2 separate regions of the Homo sapiens genome follow, and region 1 is linked to region 2. Evidence: read pairs that join two places in POLR2A ChIA-PET (ENCODE). Cell type or tissue: PC-9. All regions are shown on one strand. Each heading gives the region's core, and the rest is flanking DNA. Links, peaks and the distances in the headings are about the cores only.

Region 1 (11,061 bases), core at 1,414-9,413, 500 kb after region 2:
AAATTTCTCTTCTACTGTTATCACTTGTTATTTCTTTCAATGTTTGGTAGAATTCTCAGTGAAACCATCTGGGCCTGGAGGTATTTTTAGGGGAAGTTTTTAATTACAAATTCAATGTTACTAATAGCTTTGGGGCTATTCAAATGATCTATTTCACATGGATCGAGTTTGGTAGTTTGTTCAGGGAACCTCCAAGGAAGGTAGGAAAAATAAAACAGAGAAATGAAAAACAGAGAACACACACACACACACACACACACACACACACACACACACACACACACAAAATAAAAGGACACGCTGAAGTCCTAACATATTAATAATTGCATCAAATATAAGTGGTCTAAACCAATTAAAAGACAGATTGATACAGCAGATTTAAAAATATGATCCAAATATATGCTGTCTAAATAAAACATACTTAAAATATAAGGATATAAGTAGGTTGAAAGTAAAATAATGGAGAAAGACATATGATGCAAACATCACTCAAAAGAAAGCAAAAGTGACTATACTAACATCAGATAAAGTAGACTGCATAGTAAAGAAAATTACCAGAGATGAAGAGGAATATTATATAATGATAAAAGTGTCATCAAGAAGACATAGCAATCATAAATGTGTGTGCACCAAACAACAGTGCTCCAAAACGTGAAGCAAAAATGAACTGAACTCAAAGTGGAAATGGACAAATCCATGATTATAGCTATAGACCTCAACCTCTCTCAATAATTGATAGAACCAACAAACAGAAAATCAACAAGGGTACAGAAGAACTCAACACTACCACCAACTAACAGAGTTGAACGAATTGACATTTATGGAATACTCTACCCAACAAGAGCAGCATACACTTATTTTTAAGCACCCATGGAACATGTACCATGACAGACCATATCCTGGGCCATAAAATAAACCTCAACAAATTTAAATAACTGGAATTATATAGAGTGTGTTTTCTGATCACAGTGGAATCAAAACTAGAAACTGGCCACGCGCAGTGGCTCACACCCATAATCCCAGCACTTTGGGAGGTCAAGGTGGGAGGATTGCTTGAGCCCAGGAGTTCGAGACCAGCCTGGACAATATAGTGAGATCTCATCTCTTAAAAGAAAAGAAAAAAAAAAAGAAAACTAGAAATCAGCAACAGAAAGATAACAAGAAAACCTCCAAACACCTGGAAACCAAAAATCACACTTTGAAATAATCCATGGGTGAAAGAAGAAATTTCAAGAGAAGTTAAAAAAATATATACTTAAGAGAACGAAAATGAAATTCAACATATCAAAATTTATGAGACACAGTTAAAGCAGGTGCTGAGAGGAAAATTTATAGTACTACATGCTTACATTAGATAAGAGAAACAGCTTCAAATCAATAAATTAAGTTCTCAACACTAGAAACGAGAAAAAAGCAAAATAAACCCAAAGTAAGCAGAAGGATAAAAATAATAAAGACCAGGAATCAATGAGATTAAAAACAGAAAAGTAATGGGCTGGGCGCATTGGCTCACACTTGTAATCCCAGCACTTTGGGAGGCCGAGGTGGTCGGATTGCTTGAGCCCGGGAGTTCAAGACCAGCCTGGGCAACATGGCGAAACCCCTGTCTCTAAAAAAAAAAAAAAAAAAAAAACTACAAAAATTAGCCTGGCGTGGTGGCATGCGCCTGTAGTCCCAGCTACTTAGGAGGCTGAGGCAGGAGGATCACTTGAGCCCAAAAGGTCCAGGCTGTAGTGAGCTGTGATCATGCCACTGTACTCCAGCGTGAGTGACAGAGTAAGACCCTGTCTCTAAAAACAAACAAAAATAAGAAGAGTGTTCTGTGAAATGATCAAGATAACTGACCAACCTATAGCAAGAAAAAAAGATAATACAAAAATTGCCAATAATAGGAATGAAAGAGGGATACTATTTTTTTTTAACTTATTTCAAGTATGTTCACAATTGTTCACTGAAGCATTTTTATGTTGGCTGTTTTAAAATCTTCGTTAAACTATTCTAATATCTGGCATCTTGATGTCGGCATCTGTCTTTGGTCAAGTTGAGACCTTCCTGATTCTTGATGAGTAATTTTTTACTAAAACCTAGACATTTGGGGCATTATGAGACTCTGGATCTTATGCAAACCTTCGATTTTGGCTGGCTTCCTATGACACTATCTGGCTGGAGATCAGGGTTGGGGGCATTGCCTTGTTACCACCAGGTGGTTGTATAAGACCTAGTTCACCATTTGGCCTGTGTCAACATCCCTGTTACTGTTGGGTGGGGCTGAGAGTTTCAGCCCCCCACTAGGCTTCCATGGATACCTCCATCACTGGGATTGGTGAGAATGCCTTGCTATTGTTTCCTGCATGGCCTCCACTGACACTGCTGAACAGAGGTGAAAATCCTGACTGTCCACTCAGTCTCCTCTAACACAACCCCAAATGGGGTACATCATTGCTGTCTAGGCTCCCTACTCCATCTTTGCTGGAGAAGGTTGGGGTGGCCCAAAGTATTTTTCTGTGGTGTTTGACTGGAGAAGAGTTTTCTGTCTAAAAGTTTTCCATGTTGGCCAGGCACAGTGATTGACACCTGTAATCCCAGCCCTTTGGGAGGCCGAAGTGGGTGGATCACTTGAGGTCAAGAGTTTGAGACCAGCCCGGCCAACGTGGTGAAACCCCACCTCTACTAAAAATACAAAAATTAGCTGGGTGTGATGGTGTGCACCTGCAATCCCAGCTACTTGGGAGGCTGAGGCAGGAGAATCATTTTAACCAGGGAGGCGAAGGTTGCAGTAAGCAGAGATGGCACCATTGCACTCCAGCCTGGGCGACAGAGATTCAGTCTCAAAAAAATAATAAAATAATAAAAAAAAGGTTTCCTGTCTGATAGGCGGTCCCTTTCCTGGTCATTTGGCTAGAGAGGACAGGCTTTTCTTAGTTTTTGTTTTTTGTTTTTGCTGGTTTGTGCTTCTGGGTTGCTAGCTTCTCCAGCACCAACTCTGGGAACAAAAAGAAATCCCAGGGAACATAAAACTGGGTTGTTCCTCAGGTCTCAAGGACTCTAGCTGTTCTGCTTTCTTCTCCTGATCTTTCAAAGTCTTATGTTTGCATTATATAAAATGCTCAGGGTTTTTAATTGTACTTAGTGGGAGGCATAGGGAAAAGCATACCTACTCCATCTTTTTGGAAGTAGAAGTCTAGCCAAGATTGAATTTTAAAATGAAAGCAACACAGGGAATACTATGAGCCATTCTATACATGTAAATTCAACAACTTAGATGAAACAAACCAGTACCTTAAACTACAAACTAACCAAAGTCACTCAACATGAAATAGTTACAGGGCTATTCAAATTATCTATTAAAGGACTCAAATTTGCCATGTGCAGTGGCTCACGCCCGTAATCCCAACATTTTGGTAGGCTGAGGCGGGAGGATCACTTGAGCCCAGGAGTTTCAGACCAGACTGGCCAACATAGGAAGACTTCATCTCTACAAAAAATTCTTAAAAAATTAGCCGCATATGGCGGCACAGGCCTGTGGTCCCAGCTCTTGGGAGGCTGAGGTGGGAAGATTGCTTGGGCTTAGGAGGTTGAGGCTGCAGTGAGCCGTGATTGTGCCATTTCACTGCAGCCTGGGTGACAGAGCAAGGCCTCAAACAAACAAACAAAAAAAAGAACTCAAATTTATACTTAAGCAAATCCCCAAAGAGAAGCCTCCAGGTCTGGAGTGTTTCATTGGAGAATTCCATCAAACATTTTAATAAGAATTAACCCCAGTTCTATACCATTTCTTCCAAAAACTAGAAGAGGAAGGAATATTTCCCAACTAATTTTATAAGACCAGTACTACCCTGATACAATACAGATATAAATATCATGAGAGGTTGGGTGCACTGGCTCCTGCCTGTAATCCCAGCACTTTGGGAGGCCAATGCTGGAGGGCTGCTTGAGGTCAGGAGCTTGAGACCAGCCTGGGCAACATGGTGAAACCCTGTCTCTACAAAAAATACAAAAATCAGCTGGGCGTGGCGATGAACACTTGTAATCCCAGCTACTCAGGAGGCTGAGGCAGGAGGATCACTTGAGCCTAGGAGGTGGAAGTTGTACTGAGCTTGAGGTGGTGCCACTGCACTCCAGCCTGGGCAACAGAGCGAGACCCTGTCTCTCACATTATTTATATATATAAATAATTTATAAATTTATATATATAATAAATTTATATATAAAAATATAAATATATAAAAATAAATTTATATATATAAATTTATAAATATATATAAATTTATAATTTTGGTGTATGTCACCAAAATTATATATAAAACATATATAAATTATATATAATTATTTTATATATAAATTATATATAAATTACAAATTTAATTATAATTTGTAATTTTTATATATACATTAATTATATATAACATATACATTAATTATAATATATAATTAATATATATATAAATTTATATCTATATAAATATATAAATTTATATATATACATTAATTATATATAATTATTTTTATATATATAAGACTACAGGTCAATATTCCTCGGGAACATAAAAATAAGACATAAAAATACATAGACATAAAAATTTCCAACAAGATATTTGCAAGTCAAATCAAGCAGTATAAAAATATAATATAATCCCTGATCAACTTGGTGTTATGGACTGAATTGTGTCACCCCCAAAATTTAACCCCCAATGTGACTGTATTTGGAGACAAGGCCTACAGGAGGTAATTAAGCTTAAATAAGGTCATAAGGGAAAGGCCATGTGAGCACACAGTGAGAAGGTAGCAAGCAAGGAAGAGAGCCCTCACCAAAACTGAACTCTGCAAGACCTTGATCTAGGACTTTCAGACTCCAGAACTTTGAGAAATAAATTTCTGTTGTTTAAGCTATCCAGCCTGTGATATTTTGTTATGGCAGCCCAAGCTGACTAATACTCAGGTTTGCTCAAGCAATGCAAGGCTTGTTCAATATTAAAAAAAATCAATCAATGTAATCTATAACATTAACAGGCTGAAGAAGAAAAAAAATCACCTGATCATATCATTTGATAGGGATCATTTCAGTTGACAAAATTCAATACCCATTTATGAAAAAAACTACCACACATTAGGAGTAGAGGTGAACTTCCTCAACTTGACAAAGAATATCTATGAAAAACCCTATAGTTAATATCATACTTAATATATTGAAAGACTGAAAGCCTTCCGCCTAAGATTGGGAACAAGACAATGATGTCTGCTCTCTCCACTGCTATTTGACATACTACAAGACATTTTAGCTACTAGAATAAGGCAAGAAAAGAAATAAAAAGTAAACAGATTGGAAAGGAAGAAATAAAACCATCTTTATTTGCAGGTAACATGATGGTCTACACAGAAAATCCTAAGGAACCTCTTTTTTTTTTTTTTTTTTAAATAAAACTGCCAGAACTAAGTAATTCAGCAGGGTTATAGAAAACACAACATCAACACACAAAAATTGGTTGTATTTGTATGTACTAGCAATGACCATGTGGAAACCTAAATTATAAATATAATACCATTAACAACTGCTCAAAAAATTTTAACACTTAAGCATAAATTTAGCAAAATGTGTACAGGACTTGTACAGATGTCAATTCTTCCCAAGTGATAAAGGTTTAATATAATCCTTATGAAAATCCAGCAAGATTTTTTGTACATATGGAAAGCTTATTATAAAATTTGAATGGAAAGACAAAGAAAGTGGAATAGCCACAGCAATTTTGAAAAATGAATAAAGTGGGAAGAATCAACTTACCTGATTTTGAACTTTGATCTATGCCTCATATCTTACACAAAATTAATTCAAAATGGTTCACGCATTTAAATGTAAAACTATAAAACTCTTAAAAGAAAACATAGAAGAATATTTTTGAGACATAGAGCTAAGTGAAAAGTTCACAGCATGACATTAAAAGCATGATCCAGAAGAAAAAAAAAATCAATAAATTGAACTTCATCAAAATCACAAACTTATACTTTGTGAACGACCCTCTTAACTGGACGAAAAGTCAATCTATAAATAGACTGGGAGAAAATATTTGCAAACCACATATTTGACAATGGATTCATATCTCAAATTTATAAGTAATTCTCAACACTCAATAGTAAAAAAACAAAGAATCTGATTAGAAAACAGGCAAAAGACAAAGATATATTTCACTGAAAAGGGTATATGGATGGCAAATAGAAAGCTCTGCCAAAAAACCTTAAGACTAGTTCCTAGTTAAAAGGCAAGTCTGAGAGTAACTTCATACCATGGGGTATCTAAATAGGCCTGAATTTATATAGTACTTAAAAATGTTAATTGAAGTCATTTGATTTTGAAAATCTGTTGAAGGACATGAAAACAAATTATTTATTAATGTTCCAATATAATTTCATATCACAAAGATTTAATTTTTAAGGTGACTTACAAAATTCAGAAAGTAAAAATCACAAGACATAGTTTGACCCATGCAAAATGATGATAGTTAAGGGTTGCTGTGATAAGCAGCTGTGGTTGAGGAAATTAGGTACTCCAAACAAAGTTTAGGTACTCCAACCAAATCCTAAATAGGTTGAGCCTCCAATATGGCTGGCTTATATTGAAAGCCAAAAGAGAAATCCAAGGAAGATGATAAAAGTATGGAGATTTCCATTAAATTCAGGAAATGAGATAAACATATTTCATAACAAAATTGTTCTCAAAGTGTCATCCCCAGACTAGTGGCATCAGTATCATGTCAGGAGTTGTTAGAAATGCAAATTCTCAGACCTCACACCTCAGATCTACTGAATCAAAAACTAGGGGTGAGGTTAAGAAATCTGTTCTAACAAGCCCTCCAAATGATTCTGATGCACCCTAAAATTTGAGAATTACTGTTCCATAGGAAAGGCTACATACTACAGTACAAGTCTTATTGATATTTTCTAAAAAACAGAAACTGATATACCTACCAAGAGCAACCAGTTAAGGATTTCATTAAGGAATTCAATATGATCAATAATTTAATAGTCTGCCTTGTTGTTCCATTAAAATTAAGAGTTTCGTATGATAGGCAAAGAACTATGGGAAACAGAAGAGATTTACCAACAATTCACAGCACTTATAATGGTAAATATGTGAAGCCCTCGGAACAAATAATAGAGCACTGAAGCCACACATGAATTAGGAACGCACATCCCTATATTTGAAAACAAGTTAAACTCTTTTAGTTTCTAAAATTACTGTTGTTCTTAGGCTGAGGGCGGGGGCTCACACATTTAATTCTAGCACTTGGGAGGCCAAGGCGGACAAATTACTCGAGGCTAGGAGTTTGAGACCAGCCTGGCCAACATGGTGAAACCCCGTCTCTATTAAAAATACAAAAATATCCAGGCATGGTGGCACATGCCTGTAACCCCAGCTATTCAAGTGGCTGAGGCATGAGAATCACTTGAACTCAGGAGGCGGAGGTTGCAGTGAGCTGACAACATGCCACTGCACTCCAGCCTGAGTGACAGAGCGAGACCCTATCTCAAAAAATTAAAAAAATGAAAATAAATTACTGTTCTTAAACTGTTGCTCCATTCTTGCTACCCTACTTACCCATGGCTCACTTATCAGATAACATTTTTAAAGTGGTACAGGGGACATTTTCCACTCAACCTAAAAGATTAAAATCACCTCCAATAAGTAGATAATTGATACTGACTTACCAACGAGACTAAAGTCAAGATGCTAGTCACACTCAATAATCCTCGGAGTATCAATGGAATGGTGATGGTCAACTCAGCACCAGGGCTGCTATATTTGTATAAAAATACTGACAACAAGGACATGAAAACACTCAACTCATATGTTCATTCATGATGCTACTCTGATTTTTAGGGGGCAGGAGATGGTGTTGATGATGAACCAGTGAGTTTTGGGACATGTGCTGAGCAAGGCTGTGGAGCTTTCCTTAACAGAGCATAGGCAGCCTCTCTGTGGGTAGGACAGCCTCTGTGGGTAGGACAGCCTGGGTTTCTAGAAATGATTCCAACAAGCATTTCTGGAGCATGACTAGGTCTTAAAAACCTAGTACTAGGAGCAGAGAATTCAAGGATGTTATCTCTGCCCTTAAAAAAATCTAATATGTAACAGAAATTGATGGGTGTACAATAAGATCTGCAATTTCTCACAGTAACCAGTAGGTCCCACTAGCCCCTTTATTTGGCACTCTACATTCTACCCATTCATTCATTCACTCAAACTTTTACTCAGCATTTTGTTTAATGCCAACCTTTGTGTAAAGTATTGGAAACACAAAGACCAGAAAGAAAAAATGGCTTCCAAAACCAGTCGCTACTCTTTAACTGAACTTATTACTTATTACTTCCTCTGGCAGAAAAGTCCTTCTCTCCTCTTTCTAAAACCAAAGCCCTCTCCTATTTCAATTTTCTTCTCAGGTCTAATGCAAATGAAGGCCATGTGCTTAGAGTCAACTCAATCATTCAGTAATCCCCTTTTATTTGGGTTTATGCATTTACAAACTCTATGTTTTTGGCCCTCTATTTACAGGTACCATTACTCTATGTTTTTGACCCTCTATTTATAGATACCATTACTTTAAGACCCTATTTTATATATATATATGTTATATATGTATATATATGTTATATATATATATATATGTTATATATGTATATATATGTTATATATATATATATAAAACTTCCCACAGGTGTTTCTATAGTTTGAATGTGTCACCAAAAGTTTGTGTATTGGAACCTTAATTCCCAATGTGATGGTGTTGGGAGGTGGGGTCTTTAAGAGATAATTGGGTATTGAGGGTGGAGTGCTCATGAATTGACTAATGCTGTTATAGCAGCAGTTAGTTCTTGTGGGAATGAGTTCCTGCAGGAGTGAATTAATTCTCACAAGAGTGGGTCATCATAAAAGTGAGCTTGGCTCACTCTTGTGATCTCTTAAACACATGTTCACTTGTCCTTCTTCTTTTCTCACATGTTATAACACAGTATAAAAGCCCTTCAGAAGCTGCTGCCATGCCCTTGGACTTCCCAGTCTTTAGAACTGTGAGCCAAATATTTCTTTATAAATTATACAGACTCGGCCAGGCGCGGTGGCTCAGGCCTGTAATCCCAGCACTTTGGGAGGCCAAGGTGGGCAGATCATGAAGTCAGGAGTTCAAGAACGGCCTGGCCAGCATGATGAAACCCTGTCTCTATTAAAACAAATACCAAAAAAATTAGCTGGGCAAGGTGGTGCACGCCTGTAATTCCAACTACTTGGGAGGGTAAGGCAGGAGAATCTCTTGAACCCGGGAGGCAGAGGTTGCAGTGAGCCAAGATGGTGCCACTGCACTCCAGCCTGGGTGACAGAGTAAGACTCCATCTCAAAATAAATAAACAAACAAACAAACAAATAAATAAATAAAACAGACTCAGGTATTGTTATAACAACAGTAAACAGACTAAGACAGGCATTATGTAATTAATTCTGTTTCTCTCAGAAGACTAATAAATGCTACTGACTGTTGAGTCAAGACTTGGAAATTCTTGTCTCCAAAATTTTATCATAATTTCAGATTGGACTTCAAATGGTTTTATCCTATGAATAATGGGCACATACTATGTCCCTAAATACATGAGCCTGACTTTATTGCTTATTATAGCCTGGTAAAATCTGCCACTGGTCTGAGTGAATTGGTGAAAATGGTATGTGACTTTGTACTATAAATGCATAATTAGCCACTCTAAGTTTCTCCCCAAGCAGCAGACAAACATGAGAGCATTCATTCCCTAAGTCAAAGGTGCAAGCATGCAAATACCTGAGAGAAGGCTGTGGAACGGTGTCTGGACTGGCTGGTACCTGGACTCCCTTTTCCCATTCTTCCTTCCATGTATCAGCAAAGAGGTAATAGCTATCAGGATTAATGTGGTGAGAATCTGGAAGTTTCATGGCACTGATGAGGTCCTTCCGGAATACCTGGAAAGATATTGCACATATCTTGAGAAGACCATCACTATGCAACTGATACCATTCAATGTTCTCCTTTTAAAAAGACCATCCCCATCCACTCTGCTTCCAACAAGAGAAACATCTCTAACTTCCTAAATGGCCAGATCAACTTCTGTTTGGAAAGGTTTGAAGTACTGACAAGGAAGCCAGCTTATTTGGGATTTAATAAAGGGTAATGCAGTCCTTCCTGAATTATTTTCTTGGGTTCTCTAAATTTAAACCAACAATACAGGTTACTCAAAACAGTTTGTATAAAACAATCCTTAACTTTCTTAAATTAAGTAACAAGTATCCACTGATAGTTAATAATTATTTGGGCATCATTTCATTTTAAAATTTATTTAGAAATAATTTTAGACTTAAAGAAAAGTTATCAAATAGTAAAGTTTCCATATATCCTTCACTTAGTTTCCTCTAATTGTTTACAGTTTATATAACCAGAGTTCAATTACCTAAACCAGGAAAGTAGCAATGCTATAATACTATTAACTAATGTATAGAATTCATTCAAATTTTCACTATTTTTCTCCCTAATGTCTTTCTGTTCCAGAATTTAATTTTATTTTTTTGAGACAGGGTCTCACTATGTTACCTAGGCTGGAGTGCGATAGCGTGACTTTGGCTCACTGCAACCTCTGCCTCCCAGGCTCAAGCGATCCTCCCACCTCAGCCTCCTGAGTAGCTGGGACTACAGGCACATACCACCATGCCCAGCTAATTTTTGTAATTTTTTTTTTTGTAATTTTTGTAGAGGCAGGGTTTCGACAGGTTGCCCAGGCTGGTCTCAAACTGCTAAACTCAAGTGATCTGCCCGCCTTGGCCTCTCAAAGTGCTGGGATTATAGGCGTGAGGCACGGTGCCTGGCCTCAGAGTATCTTTAATGAGGCAGTGGTTAAGTAGTGGTGGCAATTTCCAATTTGCTAAACTACTATCTTTGGGAAAGATGGTGCTGTGGGAAATCCTTCCTTAGTTCTGGAAAGTATGTGTCAACATCCTAAAATATTTCATTATTTTCCAAGTGATAGTCTTTATAAAATATATCAATTGATTACAAG
Region 2 (11,061 bases), core at 1,661-9,660:
CTCTGGCTTGAGAAATAGGAAAGAGAACTCCTAGAGCTCAGAGACAGTATGAAAATCCTCCACTATTTTATTTTCTCTTGTCTCCTGTGTCCAGGCCCCTAAGCAATCTCATGGTAGCCTTGGCAGTGGCCAAATGGCACCTCATAGGAGCCACAACTCTGAGGGAGGGGAACCCTCCTCTGCCATCTGTGGAGCTGTGGTTCCAGGAAGGTGGGGCCTCTTTCCCTCCCAGAAGGGAAGAACTTGGTAAAGTGGCCCCATAAAATTGTTTGTGGCCAGGCATGGTGGCTCATGCCTGTAATTCCAATGACTTGAGAGACTGAGGCAGGAGGATCACTTGAGGCCAGGAGTTGGAGACTAGCCTGGGAAACATAGTGAGACTATCTCTAAAAAAAAGAAAATTGTGGCCAGGCGAGGTGGCTCACGCCTGTAATCCCAGCACTTTGGGAGGCCAAGGCGGGCGGATCACTTGAGGTCAAGAGTTCGAGACTAGCCTGGCCAACATGGTGAAACCCCATCTCTACTAAAAATACAAAAATTAGCCGGGTGTGGTGGCGGATGCCTGTGATCCTAACTACTTGGGAGGCTGAGGCAGAATGGCTTGAACTGGGGAGGCAGAGGTTTCAGTGAGCCAAGATCCTGCCATTGCACTCCAGCCTGGGTGACAGAGTGAGACTGCATCTCAAAAAAATAAAATAAATAAATAAATAAAATAAAAGTTGTACTGGGATGAACCTTTAGGACATTATGCTAAAAGAAATAAGCCAGTCACAGAAAGACAACTACTGTATGATTCTGCTTATACGAAGTACCTAAAGTAGTCAAATTTATGGAGACAGAAAGTAGAATGGTGGTTACCAGGGGCTGGGGAGGGGAAATGAATAGTTGTTGTTTAAGGGGTACAGAGTTTCAGTTTTGCAAGATGAAAAAGTTCTGGAGATTGGTTGCACAACAATGTGAACATACTTCATACTACTTAACTGTATACTTAAAAATGGTTAAGATGGTAAATTTAATGTTGTGTATATTTTACCACAATTAAAATGTTTAAAAGATATATTTGCCTGGTAAATTTGATATAGGCCACTATGCTACATACAATACAGTATACAAAGTTCAGTGAGAATTAACTCTAGATTTTAGTCATGATGGAATACTGGAAATACCAATGACAATCTGGGTAGAATTAATGACAGTTTCAATTCCAGCTCTTCCTCTTTTTAGGCATGAGAATATTAAAAAGTTGCTTCATTTTCACTTCATCTTAAAAATAAGTATGAAAATTCTTATCAGTCAATGCAAAGATATTTTTCGACAAAGAATACTGTATAGAGAAGTTACCAGTAATGTTCTAGACTTAAGGCAAATAATCAACAAAGTTCTCTCACTTTAGAAGAGAAATCTCAAACGAGTAATAAAATAATATCAAGCAGTGACTCCTGCAACATATGCATAAAATTGAATCTAAATGGATGATGACTGGGCATTTGGGTTTGTTGTTGTTGTTTTTGGAGACGGAGTCTTGCTTTGTTGCCCAGGCTGGAGCACAATGGTGCGATCTCTGCTCACTGCAACCTCTGCCTCCTGGGCTCAAGCAATTCTCCTGCCTCAGTCTCCTGAGTAGCTGGGATTACAGGCACCCACCACCACACCCAGCTAATTTTTGTATTTTTAGTAGAGACAGGGTTTCACCATGTTGGCCAGGCTGGTCTCAGACTCCTGACCTCAAATGATCCTCCCGCCTCGGCCTCCCAAAGTGCTGGGATTACAGGCGTGAGCCACTGCGCCTAGCCATGACTGGGCATTTGAAATAAATATTTTCTACCATAAGGAAAAAAACAGTAATAGCTCAGGACTTTATTTTTATTAAAGTAAAATAAAATATAGCTACATAAAGCCGTGTAACACCAAAGTGTAGCTTAACTGGTTCTTACAAGGCAAACACCTTAGTAACAACCACCAAATTCAAGAAAGAACTCTGCCAGCCAACCCAGAAGCCCCATCCAATTTCAACTCACCAACCTTGACCTTGACTTTATAGTAATTACTTCCTTGCATTTCTTTATATCACCCAAGTGTACATCCTCAAACATTACATGTTAGTCTTGCTCATGAAAAAAAAATGATTTGTTTTTTAAGTCTCTTTTACTTTCAAGGTCCTCACTCAAATCTGGATTTTTCACAGCCTGGATTTGGGTGATTGCATGTGCATGGCAATATATTTCTCTGTACTCCATGTTTCCTGCAAATTGGCAGGTCAATGCAGGGGCCAGATCTGGTTCAAGCTTAATTCCTTTAGCAAGACTACATGTGCTCTCATCAGGGGGCACAGAATGTCTGGTTGTCACTCTTGTGATGTTAGCAGCTGAGATGCTTCAATGCCTAGAAGATCCATGAAATTGATTGGTGGTTGCAAAATGGTGATATACAAATTCCAACCAACAATTCTTTTTCATTTATTAATTGCAACACTTTTATAGAGATGCTTTTGTTCATTTATCATTTGGTTACTGATACTACAGTTTATTTAGGAAAGGCAACATAAATGCTTTATTCTTTGTCCCTTTATCAGTTTTCAAGAAAATGATTTGGTTCCCTATCATTCCCCAAAGGTAACTATTTTTAAAAAGATCATTGTGAACTCATGAATTTAAGCATATTAGGCAGGTTTCAGTCAAATTGCATTTATTAACTTCTTGAAGCTCAAATTATCTCATCTGCGGCCCGTGAGAGACTCCTGGAGTTGGCTCCCACACCCTTTTGACTTGACCCTAATAGATATTAACAGCTTTCTCACTATCGGCTCTTATGACAAGATTCCAGGATTATCTTGTACATTTCCAGTACCAGATCTGGTACTGATTCCTTTTCATGGGAAATGGAATGTCAAGGCCACAATTTGGGTGCCAGGGTTGCTCATTACTGCTGTGTTGGTCGTTGTTTGTAGGCCTCTTCAGCAGACAGAGCTATGAAGTGTGTGTGTGTGTGTGTGTGTGTGTGTGTGTGTGCACATTCTTTTTAAAAATAAACTGTTGTGAGATCATATTGATATGTCCAACTCAAATTCAGGAATATAGGTTTTTTTTTTCCTTAAGCTCTCTTTTATATTGTATCTGTATTCCATTTCTTTTTTTTTTTTTTTTTTTTTTTGAGACGGAGTCTCGCTCTGTCACTCAGGCTGGAGTGCAGTGGCGTGATCTCAGCTAACTGTAACCTCCGCCTCCCGGGCTCAAGCGATTCTCCTGCCTCAGCCTCCCGAGTAGCTGGGATTACAGGCAGCCGCCACCATGCCTGACTAATTTTTTGTATTTTTAGTTGAGACGGGGTTTCATCATGTTGGCCAGGCTGGTCTCAAACTCCTGACCTCAGGTGATCCACCCGCCTCAGCCTCCCAAAGTACAGGGATTATAGGCATGAGCCACCACACCCGGCCTGCATTCCATTTCTCTCACAACAAAATTACAGGTTCTCATAGACGCAGGGATGATAGAATTGGAATATCTCATAATTATTAATTTATCCCATTCTGTTGGGGGGTCCCAGGGCCACCCCCCATGTTCAGTGACTTGCTGGAAGAACTCATAGCACTGAGCATAGCATATAATTGTCCTCACAGCTAAGGTTTATGACAGCAAAAGGATATGTGACAGAATCGTCAAGGTAAAAAGACACAGGCAGAATGTGAAGGATGCTGTACACAGGCCTCCTCATGCTGTCTCCCCCTCGCAGGAGGCTTGCACAGAGCTGTCCTTCTAGCAACAAAAATCCAGGAACACATGTATAATGCTTCTCCCCAGGGAAGCCCATTAGAGGTTTGGTGCCCAAAGGTTTCACTGGGGGCTGGTCACTAGGCACCCTCTACCTAGTGCTTACCAAAATTCCAGGCTCCCAGAATGAAAGCCGGTGATCAGCAGAAACCACTGTTTGCACAAACAGGTTGGGAAGAGTAAGCCATCCTTATCAGTTAAGGAATTCTGGGAATACTCCCGAAATCCAAGTTCCTAATTGCCAGCCAAGGGCCAAGCTTGTAAGCAGGACTTTCAAAGGACAATAGTTACAGGACTGCTATGTTAACCCCCTTCTGCTTAGTCCACCCCTTGGTCCTGGCATCTTCACAGCAAAATTATCAGTAGGACCCCATGCAGCCAGGTGAGACCACCCTGCAGATTTAACCTCACTTATACCCTCCAGGGGTCCTGGATTTAGCCAGTTAAAACAAATTCCAGGTGGGGCACAGTGGCTCACACCTGTAATCCCAGCACTCTGGGAGGCCAAGGCAGCAGGATTGCTTGAACCCAGGGGTTGGAGGGCAGCCTGGCCAACATAGTGAGACCCCCTGTGATGGTTAATACTGAGTTGTCAACTTGATTGGATTGAGGGATACAAAATATTAATCCTGGGTGTGTCTGTGTGGGTGTTGCCCAAAACAGATTAACATTTGAGTCAGTGGGCTGGAAAAGGCAGATCCACCCTTAATCTGGTGGGCACAATCTAATCAGCTTCCATCGAATATGAAGCGGGCAGAAAAATGAGAAAAGAACAACATGGGCCTAGCCTCCTAGCCTCCATCTTTCTCCTGTGCTGGATGCTTCCTTCCCTTGAACATCGGACTCTAAGTTCTTCAGTTTTGGGATTGAGACTGGCTTTCCTTGTTCCTCAGCTTGCAGACAGCCTATATATATACACATATATCCTATTAGTTATGTCCCTCTAAGGGAACCCTAATACACCCCCCATCTCTACAAAAAAAAATTTTTTTTTAATTCAGCTGGGCATGGTGGCATGCGCCTGTAGTCCCAGCTACTTGGGAGGCTGAGGTGGGAGGATCACTTGAGCCCAGGAGTTTGAGGCTGCAGTGAGCTGATCACACCACTACACTAAAGCCTGGGCAACAGAGTGAGACACTGTCTCAAAATACACACACACACACACACACACACACACACACACACACACAAAGAAAAAAAAATCCATTAACCAGAAAAGTTCATCTTTGAAAGTCAGGGGGCTTCTTCCTTAAATTTCTGTATTATCCCCTTTTTGCCCAGCCTGCCACATCAATTCAGGCTCAGCACCACTCTGGCCAGTAAACTGAAGCTGATGTCAATGTCTTCCAGGCTGAGGCAGTGTCAGGACAGTTAGGGTGCACATGCAAGTACAATCCCAGAGGGAACACGTGATAGCCCTGGAAACCAAGAGTTTACAATTGTTCAGGTACCCCGAGCAGGGCATACATTAGTCAGACAGGGCAGGTTAACAGGGTTCCCAGTGTGGCCTCCCACGGGGAAAACTCCCACCGAGTCTAATCCAAATAATTCAGTTTGGTCCTTGGTTTCAGCGGGACTGCCCAGAGGTAGTCAGGTTCCCTCAGTTTTGCTTATCCGTGACATCAGTTCATCCCTCTCATGTGTGTGGATGGCATCTGCAGGTGTTCTGCCGGCAAATCACAGGAGCAGGTGCCACCCCTGCTGTGTCATAGTCAGTGCTGTCAGGGGTGATCAGAGGCTCAGCAGCCAATTTACATTCAAAGCACTCACAGCAGCTTGGAAATGAAACATGGGGCATTCTTCTACAGAAAGAGGGGAAAGCTGCCAGGAGCAGTTCTGAAAAAACAAAGATCATTAATACACTCTCTACACCCCGGCACCTCCATAGGCTTTTCTTTTTTCTCCATTGTTACAAAATCAGTGAGTCTCATTCAGTAAGACTTCATGACTTACTGAAGAAATATGACTTCATATTTCCCAATCATTTTACTCTCATCCAGACCATTTGTCTGGAAGGGTTATATGCTAGAAGGAAAGAAACATTTTTCCAGGAAAATATTTTTATGCAATTTAACCAGAAAGACATATCATGTCCAGAAATAGGTCAGGAAGAATCCGGAACTTTCCAATTTTTTCAAAATGGGTTTCCATTAACTTCCCATTCCTTTCCTCCTCATCATTTACCCAGTGAGCAGCCTAGGGAAAAAAAAATCAATCTCTTGCTGGGGACAGCTGCACTGAATAATCAAACTGTTTCACTAAGATGTGTGCACTAGGAGAAAGGTGAGGGTAGTAGGCTGGGCTCAGTGGCTCACGCCTGTAATTCCAGCACTTTGGGAGGCCAAGGTGGGCGGACTGCTTGAGCTCAGGAGTTCGAGACCAGCCTGGGAAACATGGCGAAACCCCATCTCTTAAAAAAAAAATTATCTGGGTGGCAGGAGCCTGTAGTCCCAGCTACTTGGGAGGCTGAGGTAGGAGGATCACCTGAGCCCGGGAGATCAAGGCTGCAGTGAGCCATGATCGTGCCACTGCACTCCATCCTGGGTGACAGAGTGAGACCCTGTCTAAAAAAAAAAAAAAAAAAGAAAAAAAGAAAGAAAGAAAGAAAGAAAGAAAGAAAGAAAGAAAGAAAGAAAGAAAAGAAAGGTGAGGGAAATAGAGTCAGGCTATCAGTCCATTGGCACAAACTGCATCTAATCCTGAAAGCTGAATGATGCAACAAGTCAACAGCAATGAGACATCTCAAAGAGGGGCACCAGTCCAATCTGTGTGAAGTAGGTGAAGGGGTCACATTCTCTGTTATGTGTCCGTCCCCAACCTGAAGCTTTCAAGAGAAATCACAAGTTAAGAATGCAATTAGTCTCTGTATCAGAAATCTAGAGCCATTCAGCCACCCAATTTTAGATGGTTTCATGAGACCACACCCTTTCCTGTTGGCATTTTTATGTGACCCAGACAATCCGGTCAGCATCTGTATTTTCGTCATTTATAGCCCCACAGAGGCTGTCTTAAATGGGCAACAATTCAGAATCTGAGTCCTGTTCTTTGAGATGAGCCTTCAGTTCCGCACAGCTCACCGCAAGGCCGAAACAGCTGCAGAAGACAGCATCAAGTTTCAGCTCAGAGGCAGGCACAGGCAATTAGGATCTGTGAATCTGGGATTTTTAAAAAGCCCCTGGCTTTCCTTCAGTAGCAGCAAAGCTGATACAAGGAAGAGCCAGACAGCTGTATACCAAGCCCAAGTGACAAACAAGACTTTTCTAAAAGTCCTTTTTATCTTGTTCATTTTAGAGGCCAAATAGACCTACTCAAACATATGCACAGCAGGCTGAAAACCATTAGCCTCTATGGGTCAGGCAGTTCATGGCAGCAAGAGCACATTAGCAAACTAAAAGCTGTTTTTGAAAACTCCCAAAGCATGTTTCTACCCGGAGATTGCCTCTCTTTTTATGTTCTCTCCCTTTTTCCAGAGGCTCCAATGGGCAAAAATCAGTGGTTATGGAGACTTGTTCTGTTTCCAATCCTCAAAGAGTTTAAATTGCAATCCACCCACAGGCAGCAAAAAGCAAGGGAGCTCTGATTCCACAAACACTGTTTTTTTTTCTTTGCAGCTTTCCCTATTAGGATGATTTGTCTAATGTTGATGAAATAAAGCAGATAACATTTTACATTAAATTTTATCATACACCCAGATGCGACAGCCACAAAATACAAAGCCTTTGAATAAACATTCCCCTCTGTTTTCCCCAAACCCCTAGCTGTAAAATCAGCATGTTCCACAGTGAGCAGGTCTATACAAAACTACCCCCAAAGTCCCAGGAAGCTGAGAGGCCAAAGAAAGAGGCTGACATATCCAATTTCTTAGAAGGAAACATTTAATAGGGACTTGCAAACAGAAGCCATGTCTGCGTCTCAGGTAGCGGTAAGAGGAGAAAGTGGATCCCTGTGCCATCAACCCCAGACTCAGGGCTTATATACCATAGGGAAGGGGTGATTCAGAAGTGATGTGTAGAATTGAAGAACGATCACATTGAGGTTATTTAGACCTAAGGGCAGGATTTGTGGTAAGTATGTGCTCTTACACAAGGAAAGATAGCTAGACTGGAAATCTGAGAGGCCTTCCTGGCACTGGAGTTAATCTGAAGTCAACATCGTGGATTAGCATCCAAGATGGAGTTGCTTTAGTTTCCACACCGCATTTACAAGGTTAACATTACAGCTGCTGGAGATGAAGGTTGCAGTGTAAGGAGGGCTTTGAGTTGCAGAGGCAGCTACTAAGCTGTAGAAAAGGCTAGAGTGGTTTTCTTGTTTGGGGGGAATGTTTTTTACTCTTTCTCCACCTCTGGTTTATCTAAAGCCTTGCTCCAGCCCTGGGAACTGATTTAACTATTTTTCTTCCACTTGGAGGAGCGAGCAATGCAAACTTTGAACGTTCTTGATTCACCCAAAACCTGCCTTCAGAAATTTTCTGACCCTTCCCCCTCCCACCTAGGAGAGAGAGCAACTCCAATTAACTGTTATTGTCTTTTCGTTGGTTTTGTTTTGTTTTGTTTTGTTTTGTTTTGTTTTGTTTTGTTGAGACAGAATCTCGCTCTGTCGCCCAGGCTGGAGTGCAGTGGCATGATCTCAGCTCACTGCAACCTCCACCTCCTCGGTTCAAGCCATTATCCTGCCTCAGCCTCCTGAGTAGCTGAGACTGCAGGTGCATGCCACCACACCCGGCTAATTTTTGTATTTTTAGTAGAGACAGGATTTCACCATGGTGGCCAGGCTGTTCTCAAACTTGTGACCTCAAGCAATCTGCCCACCTTGGCCTCCCAAAGTGCTGGGATTACAGGCGTGAGCCACTGCACCTGGCCTGTCTTTAGTGCATAGGAAGCTCACTGGGGGGAATGTCTGGGCCCTTTTTCCTCCCAATTGGAGGAGAGAACAAAAACCAAAGTCATCCTTTGAGCTGCACTTCTTCCTATCTTTAGCCAGCATGGCCAAAAGCAGCCAGGAGATCCAGCAAGCCAACTGTCTATGACTGGATTTATCATTTTCAAATGCCACGGGTAACTTCTACCTCTCATAAGAGATAGCAAGCAGGTCAGCTGCTGTTTTACACCATAGGTAACTCCATAGTGACCCAGGCATGATTTACTCATCCATCTTCCCTCTTCTTCCCTCCCAGGAAGGCTCCCACATAGTGCACCCTCCCCCAGCATCAAAAATGCAGCAACAAGCGTGTCATGTTTCTGCCCAGAAAAGCCCATTAGAGACTCAGTGTCAAAGGTTTTTATTGGGAGTTAGGCACTAGGTGCCCTCTGCCTAGCACGCACTAATATTCCAGACTCCTAGAAGAGAGGCAGATGGCCAGCATAAACCAGATTGTCAGCACAACGTAGACACAGTGAGACACCCTTATCAGTTAGGGAAAAGTGGGAACCCTCCAGAAATCCAAGTTCCCAGACACCAGCCAAGGGCAAACCTTGAGAACAAGCTTTTCTCAGCATAACAGTCTCAGGCCTGCTCTGTTAATCCCTTTCTAGGCACCCACGTTAACCAGTCTCTGAATAACAATACTGAAATGCCCTTGCAAAAATTATAACTGAAAAAAATATGACAGTGAAAGAGATCTGAGCTAACCGACCCCATCTTGCCCTTAACCTCCAAACTGCCCTTGTTCATTCCCGGGCATAGGCCAAGCTAACTATAGGAAAAATTTAGTGTATATATATATTAATTTTTTTTTTTTTTTGAGACAGGGTCTCACTCTGTCACCCAGGCTGGAGTGCAATGGTACAATCTTGGCTCACTGCAACCTCTGCCTCCCGGGTTCAAGCAATTCTCCTGCCTCAGCTTCCTGAGTGGTTGGGATTACAGGCGTGTGCCAACATGCCTGTCTAATTTTTTAATTTTTTGGTAGAGACGGGGTTTCATCATGTTGGCCAGGCTGGTCTCAAACCCCTGACCTCAAGTGATCCACCCACCTCGACCCCTAAAGTGCTGGGATTACAGACATGAGCCACTGTGCCCAGCCTTAGTTTATAGTTCAACTTTGAAACAAAGATGGTAACAGCCCTTTCCCAAAACAAACCCCCTTTTTGCCTGGGGACCAAACAGCCTTTGTAAAACCAACAAATTAGCCACAAGAGTAGAAATTCTGGTTTAGAAGTCATGTGGCCGGAGGTCACAAAATTCCTAACCTCCACAATTGCTCCTTTTGATAACATCACTATTGTAAAACCTAAGATTGGTGCTTGAGATATTTTTCAGACCTGCATTCTTTTCTTTTTTTTTTTTTAATTCCTTTTTTCGAGACAGGCTCTCACTCTGTCACCCAGGCTGGAATGCAGTGGTGCAATCTCGGCTCACTGCAACCTCGGCTCACTGCAACCTCCGCTTCCTGGGTTCAAGGAGTTCTTATGCCTCAGCCTCCCGAGTAGCTGGGACTACAGGTGTGTACCACCTTGCCCGGCTATTTTTTGTATTTTTAGCAGAGATGGTGTTTTGCTATGTGCCAGGATGGTCTCAAACTTTTGGCCTCAAGTGATCTGCCCGCCTTGGCCTCCCGAAGTGCTGGGATTACAGGCATGCGCCACCACGGCCGGCCCCATTGTTTCATATATTTTATCATTTTTGTAGTTGTTTCAAGTGGAAGAGTAAATCTGGTTCCTGTAACTCTATCTTGGCCAGAAGGAAAAGGAAGTCTGATGTGCTCTTTCAATATGTAGTTTCAATTCTTTTTTAATTCCAGGAAGTTTTCTTGAATTATAGTTTTTAGTATTTGTTTTCATCCTTTTGCCCTTGTTTTCTTCAAGGACTCCTAGGGTATATGAATTGGATCTTCTTTTTATAACTTTGATATTTGCCATTTGTCCTCAAATACTATTCTTTTGCTTTTTAAAAAATATGTTCATCCTTTCCACCTTCTATTTCTTTTAAGCCATCATGTGTTATGTTTATTTGCTCTGTGTTCCTTGCAGTTTAATTTTCTATTCTGAAAGATTTTTTCTTTTATTTCCAAATATTTTCTGAGATCTATCATAAATTGAGTTTTTCTAGTTCTTATTTATGTTATTCTTTCATTGTCTTGCATCATTTTCTTAATGTTGTTTAGCTTGTTCAAAATAGTTGGCTATAATTTTGATCCATTCTGTGAGCATGTGTTTTCGGCATTCTTTCATTGTGTCCAAGAATGGTATTCTACCCCTTATTTTTTTATTCTTACAGCAATATTGTATGGGATTTGTCCTCTGTATATTCTTCTTTATATCAAATTAGTTTTCCTGAACTTTCAGAAGGAGGTGGG

What was found. Peaks named below come from ENCODE experiments on the same cell type or tissue, not always from the same donor. Only the 100,000 strongest peaks of a DNase experiment are listed, where the experiment ranks them.
Region 1: POLR2A ChIA-PET joins it to region 2 with 18 read pairs; 2 of 35 experiments call an interaction of 5 or more read pairs at or near these places.

Annotation. Positions count from the first base shown.
Region 1 is chrX:46,997,032-47,008,092 of GRCh38, reverse strand. JADE3 (jade family PHD finger 3) reads right to left here. Exons shown (of 11, transcript NM_014735.5): 4 at 9,816-9,973. Among named protein-coding and RNA genes, the nearest start is that of RGN, 76 kb to the left of the region's middle. In PC-9, for the core only: no CTCF peak of the experiment used is centred there; no DNase peak of the experiment used is centred there.
Region 2 is chrX:47,497,470-47,508,530 of GRCh38, reverse strand. All of the region lies in intron 1 of LOC124905183 (a long non-coding RNA gene), which reads left to right. Among named protein-coding and RNA genes, the nearest start is that of ZNF41, 20 kb to the right of the region's middle. In PC-9, for the core only: no CTCF peak of the experiment used is centred there; DNase peaks (open chromatin) are centred at 5,710, 6,000 and 6,630; H3K27ac peaks cover 3,426 bases.